2 separate regions of the Mus musculus genome follow, and region 1 is linked to region 2. Evidence: chromatin loops called from intact Hi-C (ENCODE). Cell type or tissue: left cerebral cortex. All regions are shown on one strand. Each heading gives the region's core, and the rest is flanking DNA. Links, peaks and the distances in the headings are about the cores only. Region 1 holds the start of Dnajb9 (DnaJ heat shock protein family (Hsp40) member B9). Region 2 overlaps Nrcam (neuronal cell adhesion molecule).

Evidence for each region. Peaks named below come from ENCODE experiments on the same cell type or tissue, not always from the same donor. Only the 100,000 strongest peaks of a DNase experiment are listed, where the experiment ranks them.
Region 1: a loop joins it to region 2, with 2.6 times the contacts of the local background. A loop is called at or near these places in 6 of 42 quality-filtered maps.

What each region holds. Positions count from the first base shown.
Region 1 is chr12:44,208,855-44,211,765 of GRCm38, forward strand. Dnajb9 (DnaJ heat shock protein family (Hsp40) member B9) reads right to left here and starts at 1,214. Exons shown (of 3, transcript NM_013760.4): 1 at 1,086-1,214. It overlaps Mir5627 (microRNA 5627), which reads left to right and starts at 1,459; the gene lies at 1,459-1,519. In left cerebral cortex, for the core only: CTCF peaks have their summits at 634 and 1,512; DNase peaks (open chromatin) are centred at 482, 742 and 1,374; H3K4me3 peaks cover 1,592 bases; H3K27ac peaks cover 1,399 bases.
Region 2 is chr12:44,546,366-44,549,276 of GRCm38, forward strand. It overlaps Nrcam (neuronal cell adhesion molecule), which reads left to right. Exons shown (of 31, transcript NM_176930.4): 10 at 867-978. Among named protein-coding and RNA genes, the nearest start is that of Nrcam, 220 kb to the left of the region's middle. In left cerebral cortex, for the core only: a CTCF peak has its summit at 1,873 (motif pointing left); a DNase peak (open chromatin) is centred at 1,841.

The sequences.
Region 1 (2,911 bases), core at 326-2,825, 340 kb before region 2:
AAATACTTCAGAAATATCGGTAAATAACATCTGCTTAAGGCTCACAATTAGTAAAACTTATACTTCTTTGAAAGCTGAGCTACCAGAGGAAGAAAAGTTTATACTTTGGATAAGTTGGGTTATTACTGGGCTTCCCAGATTTCTCAGCAAGTAAAATGTTTCTCTTTAAAACAAAGTTTTACCTAAGAACTATTGGTAACACATAATGATTCGAGATGAAGTGTATTTCTTTGCTTTTTTGAATGCTGTACCACAGAAGTCCTTAATGACCTATGATGACATAACAGGGCTGATGAAAAAGGCACTATGGTTTGTGGAAACTGCCAGCCAACCTCTCCTGTGGCCTATCCTAAGCATAATTAGCAGGTAGATTACTTTTTTCCCGAGACTTAGTCATAGTCACGCGTACCAAGTACAAACTCTCTAAAGAACTCAAGCAGAAAGCCTGGCGTTGTGCCCCACGCCTTTAATCGCAGCACTCAGAAGGCAGGGGCAGGCGGGGATCACTTTGAGTTCAAAATCAGCCTGGTCTCCATAGTGAGCTCCAGGGCAGCCAGATCTACCCTGACTTAAAAAAAAAAGTAGATTTTTTTTTTTAAAGTTAATGTAAGCGGAGCATGTCCGATGATGGTCGCCAGAGGCTGCGGTTGTTCGCTAGTCAAAGGGCTGGTCCACAACTGACAGCAAGGCGGCTCGGTGACAAACGAGATCCCGCCGCTTCAAGCTGCCCCTGGAGATGTTTTTAGTGCCCGAGCTTTAGCTTCCCCATCAAACCCACTCTGCCCAAACAATGGGATCGCCCTCCCCGAACCCGCTGGAGGGCTGGCCGGTCCGGCGTCCCGGCCCACTCCACTCAGAGCGTCAGCTCCATGCTCCGGCCCTGCCGGCGAGCTCCGCGACCTGCCGGCCTGGCCTCGGGGAAGACGACCCCCCAACCCCACCGCAAGCACGAGCTGTGACGCAGCCATCTCGGGGTACAGTCGCGTCGCTTGGCTTCCCAACGCGGCTGATAGGTGGTAGGACACCAAGGCCAAGGCGGAACACAAAGCGGGACCCGACTCGGCGCCACCCTCCCCGGTCCTTACCTGTGCGCCCCGACGCAGCTTCTCCACAGCGCGGCGGCCCGGCTCCGGTTCCCTGACCCCGGCCGCACAGGCTCCGACCTCGCCTCCGAACGCCGAGTAGCCTCCTCCCAGCTCGGCCCGTTCCCTACTGGCGGGAGCCCGTGGCTGGCGCGACCGCTTATAGAGCCGACCTACACGAAACGCTTCCCCATTGGCTCCCGCCGGCCCACCTGACTTTGGCGCCCTACGCGCACGTGGAAAACTGTTGTTGCCGTTTGGTCCTTGCGTCACTTCCGTCGCCACCCTCCGAGGGGCGGTGCCAAGGTGTGCGGAAGCGGAAGTGAGTCGACGATTTCCTCATCCTTCCCTGGGGCGCATCGCGCGCAGGCGCTTTAGAGGGTGCGCCGGGCCCTGCGTCCCCGCCCTAGAGGACAGGGCTCTCCGGCGCCCCTCGTGGGCCTTTTCAGCCTGCAGAAAGCTTCGCTGTTGAGCGGTCATCGCTCGCGCGGTCGTAATAAAGAGCTTTTATTCATAAGTGGCCAGGTGACCAGAAAACTCAGGTCTCACCCTTAGGCGATGTGTCATTGAGAGGCCATTAGAGCCCAAGCCTGCCTCTGTCATGTTAGTCTCTTAATCCTCAATTCCCCAAAAGGCGGGAGCCCACTGTATTGCACACTGCTTTGTAGGCAAGACCACGCTGTGTTGCTTTAACACAGCAAAGTTTGCACGGGGCTCGGGCTTTTCCAGCTCTTTCCCTCCCTCAGCTTGACCTCATTTCAACAGTAGGTATGTTGAAAGTACATCTGAAAGTGGGAAGGTGAGGTTCCTGTGAGGTTGGTCACTCAGTGCAACCCTGTTTCTTGTTTTTGTTTTAATGTTAATTTATTTTGAGTGCTCTACCTTCGTGTACACCTCTTTGCCAGAAAGAGGGTGTGAGCCACCATGTGGTTGCTGGGAATTGAACTCAAGAACTCTAGGAAGAACAGACAACCCTCTTAAACCACTGAGCCAACTCAAAGCTCAAAAACCCTGTTTCTCCTGCGAAAAAGGAGGCAAAAAGAATGTAAGCAACCTTGAAAACTGCCAGACTAGAATTATAACTTGTCCCATTATGTCTTCAGTTATGGAAGAGAGCATAATAGATATTATCTCAACAACAGCATGACATATTTCAAAAACAATAGGTAAGTACTTAGTTTTATTCAGAAGCCAAGGCAAGTTTGTCAAATTCCAAAGCCAGGTTTGCTGAGTTCCAACCCTGGTTCCCTTACATTGTAACTGAAAGACCCTTTGTTTAATCCTTTGGCACCTCTGATTTTTCTTCTGTACAGGTAAACAGATAAAGGAGGACTTAACAGGGAGTATGTACTTATGTGAAAAATCAATGTATTTAAAACATCCCATTTCTTTTCCTCTTGTAATGAAAAATAATTCTAGTGCTAGCCTGACTTTTCTGTTACTTCAAACTTTATTTTTCTCCCTGTGGTCAATTGGTAAGATTCTAGTAGATTTGCATGCATTGAGTGTTCAGCTCATCCTGTACCCAGGGTATGGTGGTGCACATTTATAATCTCAATGCTCTGGATGCTGAAGCAAGACAATCGGGAGCTCAAGGCCACACTGGGCATCCTAAGAGAGACCATGTCAGCAAAAAGAAAAAGAAAATAGTGTGTCTATCTTACAAGTCCAGAGAAACTACAGAAGATGGTTGTGATGGTTTGTATATGCTTGGCCCAGGTAGTGGCACTATTAGGAGATTATTAGGAGATATGGCCTTGTTGGAGTAGGTGTGTGACTGTGGGCTGCCTGGAAGTTTTCCTTTAGCAGGCTTTAGATGACGAGGTAGA
Region 2 (2,911 bases), core at 317-2,816:
GTTGAAGCAGTGAAAAGTCTTATGACATTTCCACTTGAAAATTTCCCCAGGCCTTTAGTAGATAAGGTCACATGTTTTAAAAGTCCACAAAACAGAAGGTGTCTTGTTTAACTATTTCTAAGCTCTCTGATTTAGACCTTCTTTATTTTGTCATTGGATAAAATGATTTCCATGTGTTCGGCTCTGCCGCTAACTCTTTTCTTTTTTTCCAAAGCTAGGGACGAAGCCCAGGGCCTGACCAATACTAAACAACACTCTGCCATGAAGCCACTCCTTCAGCTCCTCTACTGTAAATCTGTATTCAGAGCATATAATTTCCCAGAACTCTTTAGAAATTCTCCAGTTTTGTTTTATTTTTCATAAACCTTGCAGTGTAGGAATTTTGAGATATAGGTTAGTGGCAAGGGCTATAATGCTATGTCCAGAATAAATCAAAATACTTTGTCCATAATGATTTGCTGAAAAAAAAAAAAAACAAAAACAAAAACCAACCAAACAAAATAACAGCCCTAACATCTTTCAAAAAGACACACTTTTTGCTTTGACTTGAGCACCAGTCTTCAGGAATGTGAGGACATTTTGGAGATTTACCAGCCCACAGGAAATTGATAAAAAGCAAACCCAATTAAAGACAGGTACCAAAAGGAGTCCCTGACACTGCTTTGCCCATGCAATCAAAATTGCTTCTTTTCCTGGCACACTGAACTAGTGTAAGGAGAGAGTGTATATGCATAACTTAACAAATTTCAGAAGAAGCATTTAATGGATTTGTCATGAGAGTAGAATTTTAGGCAGCTTTTGACAGAGCTGTGTTCTCAGAAAAACATGTTCATAATTTTAATGTATATTGCTTTCCTTGTTTGCAGCTAAATCTAGTAAAGAGAGGCCCCCAACGTTTCTAACTCCAGAGGGCAATGAAAGCCACAAAGAGGAATTAAGAGGAAACGTGCTTTCGCTGGAGTGCATTGCGGAAGGCCTGTGAGTTAATGCGATTTGTCCTGATGCTTGCTTCTTATCAACATATAAAGTTGACAGGTGTTACTACTATCCGAGGAACAGCCGTGGCTTTATGCTTCCAATTTGACCAAAATTTAACAAACAAACAAGCAAATAAACAAAAGAACCCCCCCAAAACAAACAAACAAAAAACCCAAACATTTCCTGGGTAAATTTTCAATTGCATGTTATCTCTAAAGTATTTTGATGTAACAGTGTTTGTATTGCATTATGTTATCTGTCTCTGTAATCATCTTACAATCACTGATCACTCTGCTAAGGGGGTAGAATTTTGATGCTTTCTAACGAACAACCTCAGAATTTGGTGGCTTAAAAAAAAATAATTACTTACCCTTGATCATTTGTTGAGTGCTCCTGGGAGGAGCCTTTTGAAAGCGGGATGACTGCGAGTTCATTACGCTTGCTCAAGGTCTGCCACCTGGAGCACCTGACATGTTGGCACTCTTGCCGTCTCTTTCTGTCTGTCATCAAAAGCCCACAGCTCACCTCAGGGCCTCAACTGAGGCCCTGTCCCTTCTGTTCCTTCCCGTGGGCAGAGTGTAAAGCCAAGGTGCTCATCTGTGCATACTTCAGAGCCCATGTGTCTTTGGCAGGCATTCCACTAAGGCCTTGGGCAGATAGAAAAACTCAACTGTGAACTTGGGTCCACATGTCAGGCAAGTTTCTAGATTGCCTGGCCTACAGCAAGCGTCTTTAAACGATCACAGTTACTGCAGCCCTGACTAGGATCCCAGGAACACACTTCCTTGACATTTTGTGATTTGTGTTGTCTGTGAACTGGACATCCAATGACCTTTCCTTAAGCCAGGAATAAATACTTCTGAATGCATATGGTGCCCTCTGCTGGCACAATCAGAAACTACACATTTGACATGACAGTCGTTCAGCTTAAACACTTAACAAAATTCTTAAAAATGACAATCTTTCCTAACAGAATTTATTTTCTATTTTTTATCATTTTTATAGTCAAACACCAACATGACATTTAACAAATTTCATATTTTAGCACTTTTCATGTTTTCAGATTAGGAACAATGAAATTTATTTTTATTTTTATTTTTATTTTATTATTATTATTATTTTTTTTTGTAGACGGTGGTTATAATTTGGAAATAGAAAAGAATGGACTTTTAAAACGTTGATGTCTCACAGAACTATACTTTTTCTTTACAAACCAGGGACCGTTCGGCTCAGCATTAAACCATTCATCAGACTCTAAGATTGTTCAGTAGAGTAGGACCCTTGCATAACAACTGCTGGTTTTGCTCAGTGTAAGGCATAAGATCACGTGTCTCTCCCACCCCTGTCTCCCCGCATCTGAAACGTGGGTCAAAGTGTAAGGGGACGTCATATGTGTCAGATTCCACATGTGACTAACACTTTGAGATTGATCTCACGTCTGCAGCTTTGCATGTTTACAGCATGTGCTAATTTTAAAAGCCACTTCATCAAATTTAAATTTATATGCTGTCATTTTGTTCATCCAAACAAAGCTACATGTTACAAGTGGTCATTAAACCCCTCCTGCAACTCTGATAACAAATACCGTGATGTCCTGAGGTCTGGCTCAGCCCTTCTTCCTTGATGTCTTCCTGCCACACATGGCTGAGCACACAGGCATGTGTGTGCGTGCACACACACACGTTTATGTTGAACAATTTAAAAAATTTTATCTCACATAAATTCTGAAGATGTTATACAAGCCAACCATCCTCATTAAGACGACTGGAGATGCGAAGGCACAAGGAAGTCAGGGAACCAAGGTCAGAGAAGAATATAAGGGACCACCTGAGCCATTGAGAAAGCTCTAACTCCAAGCAATATTCTGGCTTTTCATTCTTAAGTCTTTTGTTTGGATTTTCCTGATTTAAAATAGTAAAATTGAGTGAGAACT